Regions from separate parts of the Homo sapiens genome. Here regions 2 and 3 are each linked to region 1. The links are chromatin loops, found by intact Hi-C in ENCODE. Cell type or tissue: dorsolateral prefrontal cortex. All regions are shown on one strand. Each heading gives the region's core, and the rest is flanking DNA. Links, peaks and the distances in the headings are about the cores only.

The links. Peaks named below come from ENCODE experiments on the same cell type or tissue, not always from the same donor. Only the 100,000 strongest peaks of a DNase experiment are listed, where the experiment ranks them.
Region 2: a loop joins it to region 1, with 9 times the contacts of the local background. A loop is called at or near these places in 75 of 110 quality-filtered maps.
Region 3: a loop joins it to region 1, with 2.6 times the contacts of the local background. A loop is called at or near these places in 22 of 110 quality-filtered maps.

Annotation. Positions count from the first base shown.
Region 1 is chr9:76,807,002-76,814,828 of GRCh38, forward strand. All of the region lies in intron 6 of PRUNE2 (prune homolog 2 with BCH domain), which reads right to left. Among named protein-coding and RNA genes, the nearest start is that of PCA3, 46 kb to the left of the region's middle. In dorsolateral prefrontal cortex, for the core only: CTCF peaks have their summits at 3,547 and 3,750; a DNase peak (open chromatin) is centred at 3,549; H3K27ac peaks cover 2,917 bases.
Region 2 is chr9:76,983,777-76,991,603 of GRCh38, forward strand. No RefSeq gene overlaps it. Among named protein-coding and RNA genes, the nearest start is that of FOXB2, 32 kb to the right of the region's middle. In dorsolateral prefrontal cortex, for the core only: a CTCF peak has its summit at 4,030 (motif pointing left); DNase peaks (open chromatin) are centred at 4,005 and 5,898; H3K27me3 peaks cover 98 bases.
Region 3 is chr9:76,891,063-76,898,889 of GRCh38, forward strand. All of the region lies in intron 1 of PRUNE2 (prune homolog 2 with BCH domain), which reads right to left. Among named protein-coding and RNA genes, the nearest start is that of PRUNE2, 11 kb to the right of the region's middle. RefSeq lists an enhancer at 6,989-7,488. In dorsolateral prefrontal cortex, for the core only: a CTCF peak has its summit at 3,245 (motif pointing right); DNase peaks (open chromatin) are centred at 2,459, 2,819 and 3,429; H3K4me3 peaks cover 1,660 bases; H3K27ac peaks cover 5,000 bases.

The DNA of each region.
Region 1 (7,827 bases), core at 1,168-6,167:
TAACCACTACCTCATACAATGTGTGTGTGTGTGTGTGTGTGTGTGTGTGTGCGCGCGCGCGTGTGTCTGTCTCTCTCTCTTAGACAGGGTCTTGCTTTGTTGCCCAGGGTGGAGTGCTGGAGTGCAATGGCATACCACAGCTCCTGCAGCCTTAAACTCCTGGGCTCAAGCCATCCTCCCACCTCAGCCAGCCTCCAAAGTAGCTAGCACCACCATGTCTGGCTAATTTAAAAAAAAAAAAAATTTCTTTTGGTAGAGATAAGAATCTCCCTATGTTCCCAGGATGGTCTCGAACTCCTGGTCTCAAGTGATCCTTCCACCTCGGACTCCCAAAGTTCTGGGATTATAGGCATGAGCCACAATGCCTGGCCTCGACCTCCCTGTACTATGATCTTTGCTTTCTGTCAAGGAAGGGTCAGCAATTTGCAACACTTCACAAATTCCCTGGTGGTCAGCAGCTACTCAGTATTTCACACCATGATATAATAAAGAGGTAATTATACAAATTATACACAATAATATCATATATGGGGAACTAGAATTTATCTTTTACTTGAAGATTCAAACAGCAGAGTGGTAAAAATGGATTAATGCTCTCTCTTGAGCATCCATTTCATGTTTAATCCTGAGAAACACCCAAGATAGACACAGGGAGAGAGGAGGGACCAGTGTGATGTTCATGGCATTTTCACAGACTGAGAAAACCCAGAGCTGGGACCAGGAAAGGGCCTTAGGAATTCTTGTTTTGCAGCTAGAGGGAGATTCCCTTTACAATTAGGGAGAATTAACTAAAGCTCTCGTCCCACTGGAAGCTGGGTAGCAGAACAAAATTATAAAACAATCGAGCACATACTGATGTCTGTCTGTCATTTTCTCCATTAGAAAGAACTTACAGGCCAGGTGTGGTGGCTCACGCCTGTAATCCCTTCACTTTGGGAGGCTGAGGCGGGTGGATCACCTGAGGTCAGGAGTTCGAGACCAGCCTGGCCAATATGGTGAAACCCCGTCTCTACTAAAAATACAAAAATGAGCTTGGTGTGGCGGCAGGTGCCTGTAATCCCAGCTACTCGGGAGGCTGAGGCAGGAGAATCACTTGAACCTGGGAGGCAGAGGTTGCAGTGAGCCGAGATCATGCCACTGCACTCCAGCCTGGGCAACAGAGTAAGCGAAACTCTGTGTCAAAAAACAAAAACAAAAACACCTTCCAGCTTTTTTGCTTTGCTTTGTTTTAAATTTCTAACTTGATGAAAGGTATGTGATGCTTGTGTTGTCTCTGTCACCAAACAAAAAGGACTGTTGACTTGGTTTCAAAGTTTCAAAAGTTAAGAGGCTCATTTTCTGTAACCTCATATTTCACATTGTATCACGTTAGGATATTGTGTGGGGATATCCCAACAAGTGCCTTTTGGGTTTGCACATGTCCTTCCCATCTCTTTTGCCCAATCTGAGTCCGGTTGTGCCTCTGGGGCTCCTCCCAATGGTTCAAGGGATTTTAAACTTGATCTACATTTGAAGCTCTCAGCCTATTTTCCAGATCCTCTGATACTCAAACATTATTCTTGCTCCCCTCTCATCACCCAGCCTTCTCCATCTCCTACACACTCTGAAATAATCTGTCAGAAGATCCTCATCCTGCCGTGCTGGCTTACTCTGGATCAAGAGACAAAGACTCCAGCTCTATCTCTGATGGACCGAGTAGGAAGAATCAGGCAAGTGCTTCACTAATTAACTGGATTACACGGTCCCCCCACCACCCATCAGCCAAAGGCAGGCATCCCAGTCTCTGTTGTCACCCTCACAGTCCTCAATGCACGCCTGCCACAGCCTGTCGTACATTGCTCATTATTCTCCCATTTGCATTCTTTCCTGTCTTTGTACAGCATGAGTCAACCCACCAGGTTTCCCAGAGCTTAATCCAGAAGGGACCCAAACACTAGGGGTAAGTCCATTTCACTGCTGCTTTTAACTCAACATCAATAACCATGCTCTCTCTCCTCCCTCCTAGTTCATATTCTTCTCTGTGCCTGGAATGTTTTTCCTTTGCCACCCACCTTCTACCACCCCCTCCTTCACAACAAACCTCATTTACGTGGCCAACTTCTGCATGTCCTTTACATTTAGTTTCAACATCATCTTCTCAAGGGAGCACTTTCTGATCTACCTCCCCTTCCCAAATTAGGCTATGTGCTTCTTTCGTATAGGTAGTGGCCCATTAGAGCCAATTATAATTGCCAATCATCCGTAAGCTTAGGGAAGACAGAAACCATTGCACTGCAATATTTAACCTCTATTTCAGGGACATAATAGCTACTCAATAATTTTTTTATTGAAGGGATTGGGAGGGGGAGCTGCATGATGAGAAATTACTTAATTGGTACAATGTATGTCATTTGGGTGATGAATTAAAAGCCCAGGGTTGGGCGCAGTGGCTCACGCCTGTAATCCTAGCACTTTCAGAGGCTGAGGTGGGTGGATCATGAGGTCAAGAAATCGAGACCATCCTGGCCAACATGGTGAAACCCCGTCTTTACTAAAAATTCAAAAATTAGCTGGACGTGGTCGCGCGCACCTATAGTCCCAGCTACTCTGGAGGCTAAGGCAGGAGAATCACTTGAACCAGGGAGGCAGAGGTTGCAGTGAGCTGAGATCGTGCCACTGCACTCCAGCCTGGTGACAGAGTGAGACTCCATCAAAACAAACAAACAAACAAAAAATCCTGATATGACCACTATGCAATCTATGAATGTAACAAAATTGCACTTGTAACCCATAAATTCATACATATAAAAAAGGATTTAAAAATAAAATAAATGTTTGATGACAAATGACCACGTTAATGGGTGATTAAGTGGATGGATAAAGTGAGTACATGCATTCAAGCCCTCCTTGTCAACCCTGGTGTCCCAAGGACACATCAACTGGTCAGATTGGCTGTAGACTGAGCTGGTGGTGTCAATGACTATAGTGTAGGTTGAGAGCTTCATTGTTTGGGCTTCACGGGCAGGAAGGTTCAACATGACTGTTTCCCTTTTGGTTTGGGATAAAAAGCAAGCACTGTTAAGTGCCAGAACAATGGAGCATCATCCACAGGTGCGCCTGGCATACGCATTTGCAGAGAAACTGAAAACTAGATTACATCATGGTATCATGAAAAGAATGTTAATCTAAAATGTTGAGGGGCAAAACATAGACACAAATCTTCACTGTCATGAACCACCTTTTCTAGAAGAGTCTTCTAAAGTTCATTTATAACATGAAAATAATAACAGACCTATTTCAAAGGGTAGTCATGGAGGTTCAATGAGAAAATAAAAATCAAATGTAAGGTATATACACTCAAAAAAGGTATGATAGACATTCAATGAGTGTTGGCTACTATTATGTTCATTTGCTAAAATTCAAATTATTCAAGGTATTGACTAGCACCATGCTATGAATACAATAAGCATCAAGTTATCCTTTTGAAGGAATACAAGAAGACAATAATAAACAACCAAAGCTTAGTTGTAGCATCTTACCTGTTTTCCTGTTTCCACCACTAGGCGACACCACTGACCTGTAATAATCCACTCTTCTCCAACAGGCTCAGCACAGCCATCCTTAGCAATCATGTCAATTAAGCAACAGTAAAAGAGATGTCTATCCTACACAGTAACTATCCTAAATTATTCCTTTGTTTGACTCTCCTTATTTCTCTGAGTTGCCACTGGCTATGTGGTATAAATTTGTTTTTTCATTTTAGCGTGTACTAAAAAAAAAGTCTTTGTTACTTAGGGAACCAATTCAGTATTGACCATGGATGGGAAACAGGCACTCTAACACAAATGTAGTCCACTGTTTCACTTTTATATAGATTTCTCTGTCACAAGAAAAGGGAACAATTTTCCTCTAGTTTCACAGCCTGCTTTTCTATGACAGGTTGATACAATGTAGTAATTAACCATTAAAATATTGCATATGATTCTCAGGAGCGTTACAGACAAACTAATTTAAACCAAGGTCAGGTCCCCAAATCAGCAAAATAACTCTGAAGGGAGGGGAGAGAGAATATAAATGAGAAGAAGTAAGCAACAGCTGCTATTAAAAGTAACACTAGGCAGCTAAAACTGGTCTGAGCACATTCCTAAAAATGTAATTAGCCAAATCCTTCCAGAAATTAAACCATCAAAATGACATTATAGTACACTTTAAAAATGTATTTACAGAGTGAAAGAGCAGTCATCCTAGCATATCACTATGTCCTGAGGGTTTCCCTTCTCATAAAGAAAAATGTAGACAGAATTAGATATTGTGCTATGAAGAAAGTTCCAAGTGTCACATATATTTTGTAAAAAGCTACGTCTTAATTCCCTCAGCAGTGCTAAAGTTGAGAATGAATTAAATCAATAGGCTGGTTTCTGGTTTCTTTGCCCAATTATGGGATGACTAAAATGACTAGAACAAAAGTCTACCAATGACTTTTCCAGATACCAACAGTTATTGGTATCTGGTATCAAAGGCAATGAATGAAGATAGAGGTGCTGAACTCTGCCAGTGTCGTGGAGCTTGTTTCTCAGAAAGCCAGACATTGAGACCTCATTTCCTTCATGAGTAAAAGGCCAACTTATCTCCTCCTGCTCAAGGATTTCAATTTCTAGACTTTCTGAAGGTCTAGAAACATACAAATTTTATTTATATAAGGTGCAGTGATGCATAAATTTATTCAAAAATGCTTTCTGACAATACGCCCATGCCCTCAAAGGTGACTGTGAACTTAAAAGAGAAGTCTTAAATAAGGAGCCAGAGGTGCCAGAAATACCCAATTTAAAGGGAAAGCCTTAGGCATTTTGGTGACATATGGAAAGACTTTTTCATAGCTTTTTAACCTGCATTACGAAGTTACTAGAAGGCAGTACAGTACTACCTAGGCAGAAGAAGTAGCCGTGAAGAATGGCGCTGTAGTTGCTGAAAAGGAGCATGTGGACATACGGAAGAGGAAAAAGCTGTGCAAAGTGTACTAAGAAAAGGAAAGAGGGGAAGTGATCAAACTGACATGGAAAATCCATGATGTTGTCCAGATGGTATTATCAGAACTCACGGGTATAGTCCAGGATGGTGAAAGCTCGGGAGGAAAATGATAATCCAGGATGCATCATTGCAGAGAGCAAGCTCTGTGTCTCTAGCCGAATAGAAGAGAGCAGAGAGCTGGGAAGACAGGGCTTCCAAGGCATGAGCCTAAGTCCCCAGCATGCATGATGACCAACAAAGGGAGGCTATGGTGGCTGTGATGTTTTGTGTCCAAAAAGAAAAGAATCTAAAGACTAATTATTTAATTTTATTTGTCCTTTAAACACAACCTGTTATCTTAGCTGCAGGGTGGCCCTACTTTCTCTTAATCTGAATTAAAATGGTTAACTATTGGAATACAATACCATTGGCCAAAGTACATGAAACCAACTAAGTAAATTATGAATCAGAAATCAAGGTTCTACTTTCTTCTTGATTGTTAAATAAATCACAATTCCTTTGTTTTGCATTTTAAAAAAAACTATGAGCACTTCTACTACGATATCTCACAAAGAGATATACTTCGACTACACACAAATGATTGGCATGCTAAAATTCTAGCGACCTTATGCTTATGCCCAACACCACATAAATTGTACACTAACAGCCCCTGTATATGCCAGACTGTGGTAGGCAAATAACAGAAGGATTTATAGAAGAGAATGTGACCGGAAGCAATTTTCTCTTGATGGCCACCTTCAGCTCCATCCCTCCCCAGATGCACATGTGTCTCTGCACAGCAAGAACTGGAGTCTAATTTCGCAGTGCTGTGCCGGAGCTGACGTGTAACTGTTGGCAAGAGCTGACTGTTAAATTTTCAGGCAATTTGCAAACCCGTTATTTGCAAGTTAAACACAGTCATTATAAAAATTAAATTACATAATTTGTGTTAAGTAAATTATGTTAAAAGCAAAAGTAATACATTCTCAAAACTCACCCCTTCTTAATCGTGCCATTATATCTACTGTTATCAATGTTCTTGGGGTCATTTACATCTGTACAGTAGAAAGGCTATATAATGATATACTTCTGCACATCTCTTCCCAAATCTGTTTTGATGATGTCTTGTTGGTATTTTGAAATTGGCCATGGTAAGAGCATTTACGCTATGGAAATTGGAAAATACTACAAATCAGAGCTTGTTTTATTGGTTTATTGATTGTCATGACCAGGTGTTGGCAAGCTCTGGCCCACAGACCAGTTCAGCTCACTGCCTATTTATGAACAGCCCATGCACTAAACACATTCAAATAGTTGTTAAGTTCCTCCATAATATCCTCAGTTTGGGCTCCTGGAATGCAAAGCCTAAAATATCTACTATCTGGCCCTTTTCAGAAAAGAATTGCTGACCCCTTGTCTAGACTCGAGAAAGTCATGGAGAAAAACTATACTAAAGATAAAACATAAAAGTGTGTTGTGTCTCTAGTCATCACATTGTGACTAGCATACACACACACACAAATAAGGAAATATTCTTCCAGTATTTGAAAACTATTCTTTAATTCAGCAAAGAAGTCACTTATATTGTTGACAAACAAATGAAGTTCAAGCATATTTCTTCATTGTTTCAGTTTCTTGTAAAGGGAGAATCAAAAACATCAACTACATTTTTGTTGCAATTACACTCATTCATCGATTGCAATGCAAGAGTTACACAAAAATTAACTAGTTCATTCTATGAGAATTAATTGGTCTTACGAAATTTACAATAAAAGAATAAAGAGTATACATTGTATACTATATATGATATATTGTGTATATCATATATATCCTTTATGTATTTATATGAGACAGAGTCTCTCTCTGTCACCCAGGCTGGAGTGCAATGGCACAATCTTGGCTCACAGCAACCTCCGTCTCCTGGGTTCAAGCAATTCTCCTGCCTCAGCCCCCCAAGTAGCTGGGATTACAGGCACCCACCACCACACCTGGCTAATTGTATTTTTAGTAGAGACGGGGTTTCACCATGTTGGCCAGGCTGGTCTCTAACTCCCAGCCTCAGGTGATCCACCCGCCTCGGCCTCCCAAAGTGAAGGGATTACAGGCGTGAGCCACTGCTCCCGGCCATGTATCATATATATCCTTCATATCAGTAATATGTAAGAGTGGGTTTTTTTGAGAACCTGTTGTTAAACATTTACTAGCATACCACTGCTGATTCCCCTTATAATCAATCTGGGCTGGTCTTCGGGACTCACATGAATAACAGAATATGCTGGTAGTGATATTCTGAGACACCTGAGGTTAGGTCACAAGAAGAATTGCAGCTTCCATCTGAGTCTCTTAGAAAACATGTGGCACTCTCTTGTGGCACTCTTTTAGAACCTAAGTGTTATGCTCTGAGGAGCCCAAGCCAGGTGACAAGTACCAATTGAGTTCCCAGTTGACAACCATCTGAACACAACTGCAGGAGACACTCTGAGCAAGAACCCCTCAGCCAAGCCCCCTAAAAACCCATAAAACTATGAGAGATAATGATATGTGGTTTTAAGCCTCTAGGTTTTGGGGGTGACCTGCTACACAGCAATAGATAACTGAAACACCATTTTATTCTGGGGAGGAGACAGTGAAGGGGTAGCTAATTGGGCCCATTGCATCAAGATCCCAGGAATCCAAGGTTGGGGTATTGCAGTCCTGGTTTATTCCATGCCTTTAGTGCAAAAACACACATGCAGGCATGTTGGGGGTGGGGGACTTAATGAAAAGGGAAATGGTTATGAATAATATATGTCCACATTTGCATATAAATCTGCATCACCTAACACTTTTCTTTACATGTAT
Region 2 (7,827 bases), core at 955-5,954, 180 kb after region 1:
TGTCTGCCTGTCTTATTTCAGAAAGATAGTCTTCAAGCTCTGAGATTCTTTCCTCCACTTGGTCTATTCTGCTATTGATGCTTCTGATTGCATTGTGAAGTTCTTGTGTTGTGTTTTTCAGCTCCATCAAGTCAGTTCTGTTCCTCTCTAAATTGGCTATTCTGGTTATCAGCTCCTGTACTGGTTCTTAGCTTCTTTACATTGAGTTAGAACATGATCCTTTAGCTCAGTGAAGTTCATTATTACCCACCTTCTAAAGCCTACTTCTGTTAATTCAGCCATCTCAGCCTCAGCCCAGTTCTGTGCCCTAGCTAGAGATGTGTTGGGTCATTTGGAGAAGAAGCAGCACTCTGGCTTTTTGAGTCTTCAGTGTTTTTGCGTTGATTCTTTGACATCTTTGTGGGCTTATCTCCCTTCGATCTTTGAGGTTGCTGAACTGTGAATAGGGGTTTTGTGGGGTCTTTGTTGTTGATGTTGTTGTTATTGCTTTCTGTTTGTTTGTTTTCCTTTAACAGTTAGGCCACTCTTCCATAGGGCTGCTGTGGTTTGCTGGGGGTCCACTCCAGATCCGAGTCACCTCAGTCCCTCCCTGGACGTATCACCAGCGAAGGCTACGAAACAGCAAAGATGGCAGCCTGCTCCTTCCTCTGGGGGCTCCATCCCAGGGGGCACCAACCTGATGCCAGCCTGAACGTTCCTACAGGAGGTGTCTGGAGACCCCTGTTAGGAGGTCTCACCCAGTCAGGAGGAACAGGGTCAGGGACCCACTTAAAGAAGCAATCTGGCTGCCCCTTGGCAGAGCAGGTGTGCTGTGCTGGGGGGAGCCCTCCTCATCCAGACTGCCCAGACTCTCTAGAGCCAGGAGGCTGGGAAGGCTATGTTAGCTAAATCACAGACAGGGTGGCCACCCCTCCCCCGGGGACTTCGTCACAGGGAGAGATCAGATGAACTCATGATTTTTAAAAATAGATTTCCTAGTTCTGACCGTTGAAAGAGTCTAGAAGTACCAAAACTCCGGTAGCAATTAGCATACCTAGTATCTGGATCTTGGCTTCTAAATACCATTCCCCAATAAAAGGAATCAAATATCCTCAGTAAAAGGTTGAATTCCAAGTCTGGGGCAAGGAAAGGACAAGATGAGACATCTTGTTTTGCCAGAAAGCAAGGAAGCCTTTACTAAAGAAATGATAAGGGCATATCAGTAAAACACAGCAACCAGTTTTCAGGGCTTCTACTTGGCAAATTTGGGGAAATTGTAGCCTCAATAAGTATAATGAATTGTTAAATATTGAATAAATGAAAAGGCATAAGTCCACATACAATACTCAAAGGAGGCAAAACAAAACAAAATTAATTTGGCACCATGGAAGATTATGACTATTATTTTAACTTTCAACTCCTTACTCTGAAAATTGGAAATTAAAACAAAAGAACTATTTTCCCTGCTTCCTAAGAGCAATGGTAGTTAATCTCCAGGTGATCTAGAAAAGCTTCTTCAGAGAAGAATGTCGGCTAATAAGTTTGCAACCCCCAGTGAAATAATTGATTCAGAAAATGACTAAATCAATGAATGTTAAAATCATTAGTTAAAAGATTGCTGGGAAAAGGACAGTGTCATATATCTCCAGTTGCTTGCTAATTGCAAAGGGGAAAATGGGCCTTTACAATCAGAGATCTACTTGTCACAACAAAACCAAGTAACTTAGCATCATTAATAGTGAAACAACCTGGCATTTTGTGCCTCCTGATGTGGTGCAATATGAAGTACACAATAACATTTATAAAGTTATCTGGCCAAAATATTCTACCTGAATCTCATCAAGGTTTCAGAGCTGACTTCCAGTTTATAGTAGCTACAAGCAAGAGAGGAACTAGTTAAAAGATAAGATATTGCATCAGACACACTTATGTATCAGATCCTCTCGGCCTCATCTGTCTCCAGGGACATTGTGTTCAGCTCCAGGCATCCTTGCAGAAACCAAGTCTGCCTGGGCTCCAGAAGACTTTATGTGGGCAGCACCCTACAGTGCTGCTTCTCATCCCAGGCTTCCCCCGAGACAGAGATATGAAACTTCGCAGCCAGTTCCAGGCTTGCTCATGCACAAACTGAAAGGAGGGCAGGATTCACTCTGTAGGGTGCACATGACTCTTGCATCGGTGGAGTATGAAAGCCGGTGGATACATTCTTCCCTGTTGTCTCCTTCAAACAGATCATCTTAAGAAACAGCCATTGACATGCTGTCTCAGATGATCCCACAAGATAAAGTAGCCAACCTACTTAATAGTAGAGAACGGGAAGCATGATAACACATAGTCATATCACCTCACTCCCCTTCCCTGCCTCATTACCAACTGTACACACCCACACCTGCTCCCCAGGCCTGAACTTCCAAGGAGAATTGTAGCATATAGGCCTTGCCTCAGGTTCTAACATCTGAGGAACAATGCACGTTAAGAATGATCCTATGGGTGGGGCGTGGTGGCTCACGCCTGTAATCCCAGCACTTTGGGAGGCTGAGGCGGGAGAATCATGAGGTCAGGAGATTGAGACCATCCTGGCTAACACTGTGAAACCCCGTCTCTACTAAAAATACAAAAAAATTAGCCAGGCATCGTGGCGGGTGCCTGTAGTCCCAGCTACTCGGGAGGCTGAGGCAGGGGAATGGCGTGAACCTGGGAGGCAGAGCTTGCAGTGAGCCGAGATAGTGCCACTGCACTCCAGCCTGCGCAACAGAGTGAGACTCCGTCTCAAAAAGAATGACCCTATGAGGCAACATATCTAGAATGCAGGATAATCCAAATGACAATAGGCCTTGACTTAAATACGTATATATGTATATGTGTATTTACATATGTATATGTATATATACATACACTCAGCCAGGAGCGGTGGCTCACACCTGTAATCCCAGCACTTTGGGAGGTGGGGTGGGTGGATCACCTGAGGTCAGGAGTTCAAGACCAGCCTGGCCAACATGGTAAAACCCCGTCTCTACTAAAAATACAAAAATTAGCCGGGCATGGTCATGCATGCCTGTAATCCCAGCTACTCGGGAGGCTGAGGCAGGAGAATAGCTTGAACCTGGGAGGTGGAGGTTGCAGTGAGCTGAAATTGTGCCATTGCACTCCAGCCTGGGCGACAAGAGTGAAACTCCATCTCAAAAAAAAAAAAAAAAAAAAAAATATATATATATATATACACACACACACACACACATATATATGTATATATGAATGGATGAAACAACTAAATGTAATGTGTGAGCTTTGATTGGATGCAGTTGAATAAAACCAGCTATGAAAGGTATATGGGAAATAACTAGGAAATTTTGAATATGAAATGGATATTAAGTAATACTTGGAAATTACTGTTGATTTTCTTAGATATGGTCATGGTTTAGCAGTTACATAGAAGAAAGTCTTTATTGTTAGGAGTTATATGCTGAATATTTAGGGCTGATGTGTCATAACATCTGCAACTGGCTTCCAAATATTTCAGAATATGTATATATTTTTTTGAAGGAAAGCATTTATACCTTAAAAGATAAATACACAGCTAGATGTCCCCCAAAAAGTAAAGCAGCTGTTCAGAAGTACTCATTCCTCAAAAGCTACAATTTCACTATAGAATTTAGTCCACCCACCATGTGTAAGCGTGAAGGATTGTGAGAGGGCCTTTCAAAGGAAAGATGAGATGGCTCCACCTGGTATGTTGGAATAAGATGCGAGAAAGAGAGAGAGAGAGAAAGAGAGAGTTGAGGGGTGGGGGAAGATTTTTCTAAAGGAAATACTAAGATTTTCTTCTAATTATCCCGAAATTTTAAAAATAAAAGTTTTCACTTAAACTGAGAAACTTGAAGATTTCAGTGTGTTCAACTGCAGGTAAGAGCGCTAGACTTTCCTCGAACAGAAACTGGTTACCTGTGAAGCCCTATACAACATGCTGTGAGCACAGTGCCTACAACACTAAAGGCCAAATGACAGTTCAAGCTGAATCTGGCTCAATTTCCTAGAAAAATGGCACCATCTGCTGGCTGGGCAAAGGCAAACTTTATAGACCTGGACTCTGGTAGGTCAAGGAAATCAGTACCATACTGCAAAACTTTCAGGATTTATCTCTGTGATTGGAAAGAAGTCTGAGTACATTCTATGGATAGTCATCCCTTAGGCAGAGGAGAGAGATAATCTCTCTCATTTCATCACATTAAAGTCCCATAAGAGTTTCCTGGGATGCTTCTGCTTGTTCTTAGCAGAGAATGAGAATGTCAACCAGCCTATCAAGGATAATATGACCAAAGTACCCCATCCTTTTACCCTGCCACCTCTTCATCCTCCAGCCCCTGTCACTTTCTAAGATTCTAATATTTCTGCTCTCAACTCTGTTTTGCTTTTGTAGAAACATCCGATAATATGGTGATCAGTTCAACAGAATGACATATTCACCATGTCCCCAAGGAGGAGATGACTGAGATTTCAAATTCTCAAGCAGCCTCAATGCAGCCAGAGATTTAAGAGGGCTATGTGTCCAGAAGGAGACTCTGGGCAAACGCAGAATGGATTCAGATTACTCAAATTCCTGTCAGATTTCTTAACCTGGTGGGCTATACCAAACCCAAAAACTTTAAGCAGCCTCTACTTTTGCTTATTTTCTCCTAAGCCCAACCTTGGCTTTCTTTTGAATCTCTATGAGCAGAGACATGGCTCCTTAAGAAAGGAGACACTTCAATCCTGTTATAGGCTAAACTGTGTCCCCCAAAAATTTATGCATTGTGGCCCTAACCCCCAGTATTTCCAAATGCCTATATTTGGAGATAGAGCCTTTAAGTTAAATGAGGTCATTAGTGTGGGTTCTAATCCAATATGACTGATATCTTCATAAGAAGAGGAGATTCGGACCCAGACACACAGAGAGGGAAGACCATGTGAAGACACAGGAAAAAGGGCATCTGCCAGCTAGGAGAGAGGTCTCAGAAGAAACCAACCCTGCTGCCACTGCGATCTCAGACTTCTAGACCCTAGAATTTTGAGAAAATAAATTTCTGTGATTTAAGTCTGTGGCACTTTACTTTGGCAACCCCAGCAACCTAATACAAAAGTCCATCTTTTAACAGTAGCTGAGAGAGGGAAAGGGAAGTGATGGAAATTGATGTGAAGAAGAAGCATGTCATGGAAAGAGGGGGCTTTGAAGCTTCTCCCTCCTGCCCAGCCTCCACCCACTATGGCGCATGGTGGGCTTTTGAGGACTCCATTAGGTCTTTGACCCACATCAGAGGTCCTCTTTCTTGGAGCTGAAATAAGGTTGAGAAGCTTTGAACTTCCTCTAGCTATTCGAGAATGTAGCCAGCAATTAACTTGTTTATTGCCCTTTACATACCAATTAGCAAACAACCATTTGTTGCTGAGCAATGTGTAAAGCTCTGAACAAGGAAGAACTTACATTTCTTATAAGTTAATTACATTTATTTCACCTTTTCCAATTGCAAAAGCAAAACATTTTTATCAATGAAAGCAAAGAAGATATAAAATATAAAGGAAAGATTGTCATCTGTAATTTCCATCCTTAGACAACTATTATTTACTGTTTTAATCTGTTTTATTTCAGTCATTTTTCTACACATATGTTTAACCAATTAGGTTCATATACATAGTTTCATATTCTGCTTTTTTCACTTAACATATTGATAAAACAGTTTTCTCATTTTATTAAGTATTATTGTCTTCTCTATCTTCTTGAGACTTGTGTGATACAGAGAAGTGAGGTCAGCAATAAAGATCCAAGAGGGGGTCCCCAGCCCCATGCAACCACTACCAACAAGCCAGTGAAAGGGCATGGGCTCCATGTCATTGATGCAATGCACATTTGCTGACCAGTCCCCTGTTACTGCTATAGCAGCCATTGGCAAGACAGCCTGCTGCAACCAACGTGAGCAGTGATCACAATGACCATGACCATGCAAACACAGAGAAACAGTCTCTCTTTGTTCAATTCGCTTGATAGAGGTTTAAATCATTAAACAGTCTCCATATCTCCCTATTTAATTCTCGTGTCTCATGACCTACTTTGCCTTTAGACTTTCACACTTCTTTAATGCAAATTCACCCTGCTTTGACACCACACTAACATAGAACCAAATTAAACTCTCTTAATAGCTTTCTTGGTCTCTGGAGAATGCAGGTCTGTTTCTGTCCAGACCCTATACCCCATTTTCTCTGCCACAGGTGGATATAGTTCTTTTTTAAAAATATTTTTTAATTTCAATAGTTTTGGGGGTACCAGTGGTTTTTGGTTACATAGATGAATTGTATAGTAGTGATGCCTGAGATTTTAGCGCACCTGTCACTCTACCCAATATGTAGTACCCAATATGTGGTTTTTTATCTCTTGTGCCCCTCCTATCCTCCCCCTTGTGAGTCTCCATAGTCTGTTAAATCACTCTGTATGCCTTTGCGTACTAATAACTTAGCTCCCCCTTGTAAGTGAGAGCATATGGTATTTGGTTTTCCTTTTCCGAGGTGCGTCGCTTAGAATAATGGCCTCCAGCTCCCTCCAGGTTGTCGCAAAAGACATTATTTCATTCTTTTTATGGCTGAGTAGTATTCCCTGGTGCATACATACCACATTTTCTTGATCCACTCATTGGTAGAAATTATTCTTGAAAGGTCTTTCTTTTTTTTTTGTCATTTTTTTTTTCCTTTTTGTGGAGAACGGGGTCTCTCTATATTGCCCAGGCAGGTCTCGAACTCCTGGGCTCAAGCTATCCTCCTGCCTCTGCCTCTCTGAGAGCTGGGATTACAGGCATGAACCACTGCACCTGGCTTGTGAAAGGTCTTTCTAAGAAATTTTAAGACTTGCCTTTCCTTGCCCTTTTCTCCAGTTACCTTGCCTGTACAACACACTTAGATAACACTGAGACCAACACCAACCTCCCCTAAACACACACACACACACACACACACACACACACACACACACTATACCCAGCTGGCCTCATCTCCCTTCTGAACTCAAGGGAGCTTTAGGAGTTTCTTCAACCCTACTCCATTTCTCCACACCTCTTCTTCTCCCTTTAGAGCATGCTGTTCTAAGTACTTTACAGTGATTAACTCAGTTAACTCTCACAGAAACCCTTTGAGCTAGGTACCATTATCCACATTTTAAAAATAAGAGAACTCAGAGGAGCAGAAGCAAAAATGACTAACACAAGTCCAACCGAAGCCACACAACTAGTAAGTGGGCAAATCAGAACGTGGAGTCCACATTCTTGCTTTAGAAGCTTGTTGCACTTGGCCAGGCTTGGTAGCTCACGCCTGTAGTCCCAGCACTTTGGGAGGCCCAGGCGGGCGGATCACGAGGTCAGGTAATCGAGACCATCTTGGTTAATATGGTGAAATCCCATCTCTACTAAAAATACAAAAAATCAGCCAGGTGTGGTGGCACATGCCTGTGATCCCAGTTACTCAGGAGGCTGAGGCAGGAGAATTGCTTAAACCAGGGAGTCGGAGGTTGCAGTGAGCCGAGATCACACCACTGCACTCCAGCCTGGGTGACAGAGCAAGACTCCATCAAAAAAAAAAAAAGAGAGAGAGAGAGAAAGAAAGTTGTTGCACTTAATGGCTACAATGGTTAACACGTGTTGAGAACTTACTCTGTGCTAGATATTCTGTAAACAGAATCTCATAACGACCCTATCAGATAGGAACTATTATTAGCTCCATCTTACAGTTGAGAAAACTGAATGTATTATAGTCACTTCACCCTCTTACCAAGTCAATCATTGGCTTCATTGAGTTTTTTTGTTTTGCTTGGTTTTTACATTTACTTTTTAT
Region 3 (7,827 bases), core at 1,011-6,010, 84 kb after region 1:
GGGAGATCTATGTGCTTCTTAGAGTTTTGAAAGAGCGGAATTTAGCTTCAGTGATATCAAACTGCACTAAACGAAAATTACTCCCCATTGCATCAGTGTGGGATGCATTTAGGCTTTTGGGCAGTTAATGAATATGATCCAAATGAAGAAACAGCTGAGAATGAGGAGGTTGGAAGAGAGAATTTGACAGAATTACACCTGCTCTGTAGCAGGGAAAGAGTTGATGTTATAGGCAATTAAACTTCTTTCCCACATTACAGAGAACTCTCAGCTGAAATGACTATAAGTGACATCCAGTCACCTGTTGTCCCATTACAGGCATGTCAGGTGATGCCCACAGGCCCTCCAGAGACCCTGCCTCTCAGGTGCCTTCTTTCCATTACAGGTGACACTTAGTCTCCAGAGCCTGTTGGGCTCAGCATGTTTCCACCAGTGACACATTCATTAATCTCACAGTTGCATACTGTACATCAGAGTCCATCACACGAAACTCCAAAGCTTGATGCGTATGTTTTCCTGTGTCAAAGAAAAGCGGCATCAGGATGAATAGATTTCACCGTTGAATAGCCTCCTCTCAGAAAAGTGCCCTGTATTTTCACTCGGACATTTTCTTTTATGTAGATGAATCCAAACCACTATGCTCTCAATGAGACCTTCAAACTATCTTTTGAAAACACAGATCAATTTTTCTTCGCACAGATGCTGGGAATTAGAAGACAGAGAATCTACGCCCACCTCTGCCACTTACTGGCTGTGTGTCTCTGGGCAAGGCTGGACTTAACCTCTCTGGCCTTGTTCTTTTCATTTGTGACATAAATATAATAACATGAACCCTCCTCAAGGTTAATCAAATGAGATCAAGTAGGTGACAACAGTTATGAAGGGCAACACTGTGCTCCGAGTGACCACACCGAGCAGAGCAGCAATAGCTTTACTGTTCCATAAGGCTCAATCTTTTTGAAATAATTGAGAGAGGAAGTGAAAAGACAAAGAGAAAGTAGCCCCCCCAGCCAGATTCTACCTACTGGTCTCATTAGCAGAGTTGTAACTGGTGTGGCACAGTTTCTGTTACGCTTGTCTCAACTCAGCAGGCAGGCCACTTCAGGTTATTTGCTCAGATCCACAATGTATACCATCAGGACACCATTCTCCCTCATACTGCACAAATTCTCTAACGTGTCGGGGTGTAGACTTCAGGGTCAAGAGACCTCAAATCTATGTCTGACTCTGTCACAATGTACTGTGGGACTAGTTAACCTCTCTGAGTCTTGAAATTTGGGAAGAGTTCACCCAGAAGTCAATTTAAAAAGATGTATAAAGAAGCTTAAGAATATTAATATCTTTTTCCCTAATCATTGCATACTGGAAAGCCAGTTTAAAGACATAATTCTAAACAGGAGAAAATGTTTTTATGTGCAAAGATGTTTGTCGTAGTAATTAACAATAGCAAAAAGGAGGGACAATGAAAAGGTTTAACCTCAGTAGGTCTTCTTTATTAAACTGTGCTCCATTATTTAAGATGTTGATTTTGAATACTATGTAATAACTTAGGAAAATAATAAATAATGTTAAGTAAAATAAAAATTGGGGTTGCAAGATATACAAATATCTTAAGTCCTGTGCACAAGGAAGAAAGACTGAGAAAACTACTTGCCAAACTATCACGAAAGGTCATGCTTCAATGAAAGTGGGTGATTTTATTTTTAGTTTTAATTTTTTCTTTTTATGGGTAATTTTTCAGCTTTCCTCTATTTGCCAAATATACCTTATTGCTTGTTTATTATTTTACAAAGAAACTGAGCCTGAAATATAATATGAGGAAACTGAAATAGATGTCTAAAGTCATCTGTTTCAATGCTAAAAATCTGTGATTAGGCTGGGCACAGTGGCTCACACCTCTAATTTCAACATTTTGAGAGGCCTAGGCAGAAGGATCACTTGAGATCCTTCATGACAAAGAACATGACAAAAGTTCGAGACGAGCCTGGGCAACATAATGAGACCTTGTCTCTACAAAATAAAAAACAAAACGTTAGCCAAGGCTTGGTGGCACATGCCTGTAGTCGTAGCTACTTGGGAGGCTGAGGTGGGAGCATCGCTTGAGCCTACAAGTTCAAGGGTTCAGTGAGCCATGATCTTGCCACTGCACTCCAGCCTGCGTAACAGAAGGAGACCCTGGTTCTAAAAACAAAACAAACAACAATAACAAAAAACCCCTATGATTCTATAGTAGTTTCCAGTGTAAAGGTCTGTGATTCTATAATTGTTAAAATAACTCACAGTTACACAACGAGAAATCGTAAATAAAAGATGATGGCCACAGAATGCTGTACTTAAACACAAGGAACCCTGATGGCTGTTTTCCACAGCCCTCCCTGAAGTGATGGGTCAGAGTGTACCCAGGGTGACATGGTGATCAGGGTGGCTGAATATAAATCCTGCTGAAAGCAGAAGTCCAACAAAGGGGCCAATTGTAACAAGTGTGGCTCAGTGTTTATGAGATTCATCAGAGCCATCTACGTAAATGCCAGCCTATGAAACCCTTTGTGTATGAATTGATTTGTACAGAGATGTTGCGCTTGGTCAGGAGGCTATTTTGGCATGAAAGAATTCCACAGAAGTGAGAAATGCATTTGTTCCCCATAAGGCTCAAAGTGATCTAATGGCTTAGAGGGATAATGAATTTTTCAAAACATTTTAAAAGCCAGCTCTGGGATGGCATTTTGATCTGCATCCACCACAGTGAGTTTATGTCTGGGTTTTCTGGAGACTGGAGCCAAGAGTAATGACACTTCAGGCCACGGTCCAGGGGTATCAGCCAAGTGGCAAGCACATGATCAGTCACAGGGCCACGAAAATTGCTTTGCTTCATGGATGGCTTTATTTTAGGGTCTTGCAAAGCAGATTCATAATTAAACAATAGAAGAAAGATTCACCTAGGGAATAAAATGTCTCCCTCTTGTTTATCTTTTTCTGTGACCTATATACATTTCTTAAGACCATGCTTGCAATTTGCCCACCATCTAAAGAGAAAAAACGAGTTCTCTCAATGATCTTGGTAAACACTCAAAAGATAAAACAAAACCTGAATCAAAGTTGTAAATTAATCCACAAGAATCGGCTAAAAGACTGCCCACCCTTCCTTGCAAGAATCCAGTCCTCCAAAAGGAAGCAGCTCCAGAAGTCTCTTTATACTGTAGCCAATGAAGGATGAGAGAATCATACCCCATAGTTTGACCAGGAGGTGTCGCATGAAAAACAAACCAGCTTGCTAAGGGCCAAGGGACATATTTAACTGTAAAGAATCAAGAATGGGGGACAGAACGGGATTTGCCCCTTCTTGCCTCCTTGGAGAGAGGACCAGGGACACTGCCTTCTCAGGGAGCAGCCAGGCACGTGTCCTGTCCTCTCAGACATACCCGTGGCAGGGAGCAGCTGATCTGTCCACATGCTGTGACATTTCTATCTTCTCAGAGCCAGGTGCCGGTCTGGCCAGCACCACTGACCACTTGTTACAGAAAATGTGTCTGAGGAATGTAAAGAGGATCAAAATGCTTCTGCCTCCAGGATGATCTTCTGCCTCTGCTGTTGCTGGAGAGGAGGAAGCCAACATGCACTTTTCTCTTTTTGCACCCTTTCATTAATTTTCTGCAGCAAAAAAAAAAAAAAAGGACCAGCCAGGTACGGTGGCTCACACCTGTAATCCCAGCACTTTGGGAGGCTGAGGTGGGTGGATCACCTGAGGTCAGGAGTTCGAGATCAGCCTGTCCAACATGATGAAACCCCGTCTCTGCTAAAGACACGCACACAAAAATTAGCTGGGCGTGATGGCGCTTGCCTGTAATCCCAGCTACTCAGGAGGTTGAGGCAGGAGAATCTCTTGAACCAGGGAGGTAGAGGTTGCAGTGAGCCAAGATGGCTCCATTGCACTCCAGCCTAGCAACAGAGCAAGACTCCGTCTCAAAAAATAAAAAAAAGGGACCTTAATGAATGGGCTTCCTTAAGAGGGAGAAAAAAAAAGCCACTCATCCTAAAAGTCCTGTTTTTTCAACTGAGGGGAAGAAATAATTTCCATGGGTGGAAACTCTTCCATAAGAACCTTTCAAAGAATTGCAAGGCCATCAGCAGTCTTCTGGTCCCTCACGGGCTTTTCTCAGGGACCTTATTTTATACCTCTGTGGTCATTGCTGTGCCTCCTCTGGAGTCAAGAACCAGATTTAGTTCTCCACTGAGAATGGGAGTGGGGCGCCAGGCTGCTCACATCTTGTACGTGCTGAGGCCTATTTATGCCTCCCCACATCAGACTCACATTTTTGCACCATCACCTTCCATCCTGACTCATGATCACTTGTTATAAACCATGACGTTTCACATATCTGGCTACACTCAAGAACAAGGTCTCCTATGCAAGAGGCTTTGTCAGACAACCGAAGCCTACCCTGCAAGCCACAACTTCTTTTCTATTTTTTTCTATGTTAATTATCTGAGTGGGAAATTTTTCTGAAATCGCTTATGCACCACACCTTTCTTCTTAAACAGGACACTAAATTTAAATGATCTTTTCCCCCTGATTCTTTAGGGTCATTACTATGAGCATCAGATATGTACTTTATGTCAGTGATGTTATGTCTGCCAAGGGCTGTGCAGATATTTGGGATTATTTACCTGACACCAAATGGAATGACACTTACTGGGGGCCCAGATCTGCCTCTATTTTATTTATTTATTTATTTATTTTTGAGACAGAGTCTAGCTCTGTCACCCAGGCTGGAGTGCAGTGGCACCATCTTGGCTCACTGCAACCTCTGCCTCCCGGGTTCAAGTGATTCTCCTGCCTCAGCCTCCTGAGTAGCTGGGACTACAGGTGTGTGCCACCACTAATTTTTGTATTTTTAGTAGAGATGGGGTTTCACCATGTTGGTCAGGCTGGTCTTGAATTCCTGGCCTCAAGATCTGCCCACCTCTGCCTCCCAAAGTGCTGGGATTATTGGCATGAGCCACCACGCCTGCCATCAGGTCTGCTTCTTATAGGTCCTGTTTGATTTTGGTTTTGTTTGTGTAGTTTCCCCATCGTAAGTCATCATCTATTACAGCCTCTGGCAGCCACCTCCCTTTCCATCATCCCCTTCTGAGAAAACAAGGTTGGTGAACACTGTGTCAAAGTGCACATTAAATAATAACCTCAATGATGGTAGCTAGCATTCATGTGTTTTGCTATGCTCCCAGCATTTCTGTGAATGATTTACAAGTATCATCTCGCAAATAGCCTCAGAGATTGCACTTAGGGAATTTTCCTGTGAGAAAAGAACTAACTGATGATAGGTTTTCAATAATCAACTTTAGTTGCCTTTGCCCAATTCCTAGTTTTGGGGTAACTTTGGGTTGGCTGATGTGCCAGGGAAGTGACCGTGGACATAAGAACTGTTGCACTTACAACGCATCCTGTCCTGAATTGTGGAAGGATGTTCATACTTGCTTCCTTCTTGAATCCTTTCATCGCTTTCTTTTCTCCTATTTCCCCTCCAATTCTGCCTCCACCTTCCTTCTTTCCTTTCTTCCCCTTTCCTTCACTTCTGTGTGTATCGTGAGCATAATCAACAGTTTTCTGGGGCGCTGCTAAACCAGCAGACTGGAGAGCCAAAGTGGACTTGACACAACCGAGAGCTGTGTTCTAACCCTGGATCTTCTCCTGCCTAGACCCCCTGACATCGGTCAATCCATCAAAGTGGTATTTAAGGCCACCAATAAGAGAGTGGCAACAGTGAAGAAACTACAAAACCAAATAACCTTGGTGGCAAATAAGAGGCATTTAAACTCTTTTAAAAATGCATTCTTGTTCTTAACATTTCACCAAATGATGCCCATAACATTTCTAATTACTCTAAAAGCTAATCACACACATTCTCCTCCCAATCGTTTATCAGTTAATTTTCTTTCAAATGGGCATGCAGTGAGAACAATCTCACAATGTATTCAACCAAATCTCAGATGGCCTAACACCATGTTTTTCTCATAGCAGGATTTCAGTAACATTGGTTGATATTCTGTTGTCCAAAAGATTTTAACATAAAACAAGCAACACAGAAGAATGAACCCCTCTTGGGTCAGCGTGAACAATATATGTGCAATTTCACTAACTTACCACTCAGCCCTCCTATAAACTTGTCAAGCTGTTCACTTTTAATTTAACAAGAATGAAATGTTCCAGGAGATCTTGGGGGAAGAGGTGCTTATGGTATGAGGAAGAAGGTCCTAGAATTGAAGTCAGGTGATCCGGAAGCAAACTCCAGCTCTACTCTTTGTGGCTATGCAACCTTAGGCAAACCTCTTTTTTTTTTTTTTTTTTTTTTTTTTTTTTTTTTTTTGAGATGGAGTCTCGCTCTGTCATCCAGTCTGGAAGGAGTGCAGAGGCATGATCTCGGCTCACTGCAACCTCCACCTCCCTGGTTCAAGCAATTCCCCTGCCTCAGCCTCCCAAGTAGCTGGGATTATAGATGCACACCACCACGCCCAGTTAATTTTTTTGTATTTTTAGTAGAGATGGGGTTTCACCGTGTTGGCTGGACTGGTCTGGAACTCCTGACCTCAGGCAATCTGCCTGCCTGGGACTTCCAAAGTGCTAGGATTACAGGCATGAGCCACTGCACCTGGCCTGGGCAAACCTCTTAACCTCACTGAGCCTCAGTTTTGGCAACTGCAAAAGGAGATTAGTACCTACCTTACAAGACCATTGTGGGAGTTAAATCAAATTTTAAAAGTATCTCTTAGAGCTAAGACAGATATTCCACAAATTCTAACTGAATTGCAAGACAGCTAAGAATTGTTCCTGTTTCTGTGAAATGTAAATAGGGCTTCCTGGCTCTTGTTTGCTAGTGGCCTTTTCATGTTTTTATTACTGTGCCTGGAGATCACGTCCTCGTCTCAGGGCATACACACATGCAGCAGCCCTGTGAGGCCAGTGCTACTACTGTTCTCATTTACAGATGATGAAACTGAGACCCGGGGAGGCTAAGAAACTAAGATTGTGTGACTAGCAAGTAAAAGTGGCGGGGTTAGGATTTGAAATCAGGCACTGGCTCCACATGATTAGCCGCCCGGCTGTACTGCCTTTAGGGGGCAAGAAGTGGGAAGGAGGACAAAAGTCCTTCTAAGGGTCTCCTAAATCCACAACTCATACTCTAGGAAAATCTCCCAGGATCTGATTTAGGGCAGGCAGCCTCTGCCAGGGACTGCCTCACAGTTCCCCATTTATGGGCTCAGATATAAGGAAGTGTGGCTATTGCTGCTCTCAGGGAGGTCAGCAATCATCAAGGATGGGAACACAGACAATCTTTGGACTGTGTTGATGTTTCCTTTCAGCTACTTATTCTGAAGTCCCACACTATATTCTCCATTACTACAAAAAGCTAATTCTCAAATTTGAGTAGATGAACCCTGAATTAGGCCAGACTGGTCACCAATATATACTCAAGATCATATATATTATTATAAGATGTATTTATTTATTCTTGACAGTAACCAAAAGGATAACCTACTTATAATAAAAGTGCATATACATTAAAGTAAAAAAATTAAAACAACTATAATGAGATTAAAACTAAGTAGTAACAATTAAAAAAACAAAACAAAAAAAACCTTAGTTCGGAAATCCTAGGCTAAGAAAATGAAGCACCAACATAGCTTTAAGCTTCTGGGAAGCCAAAGCAAGAAATATCAAATGCATGGAGCCAAAGATATGCAATTTTCCTAGACATCATCAGTTCAAAAAGACTCTGGCATTACAGGCTAAAACAAATAACCTGGGAAGGTCTGGTCACATCCAGGAGA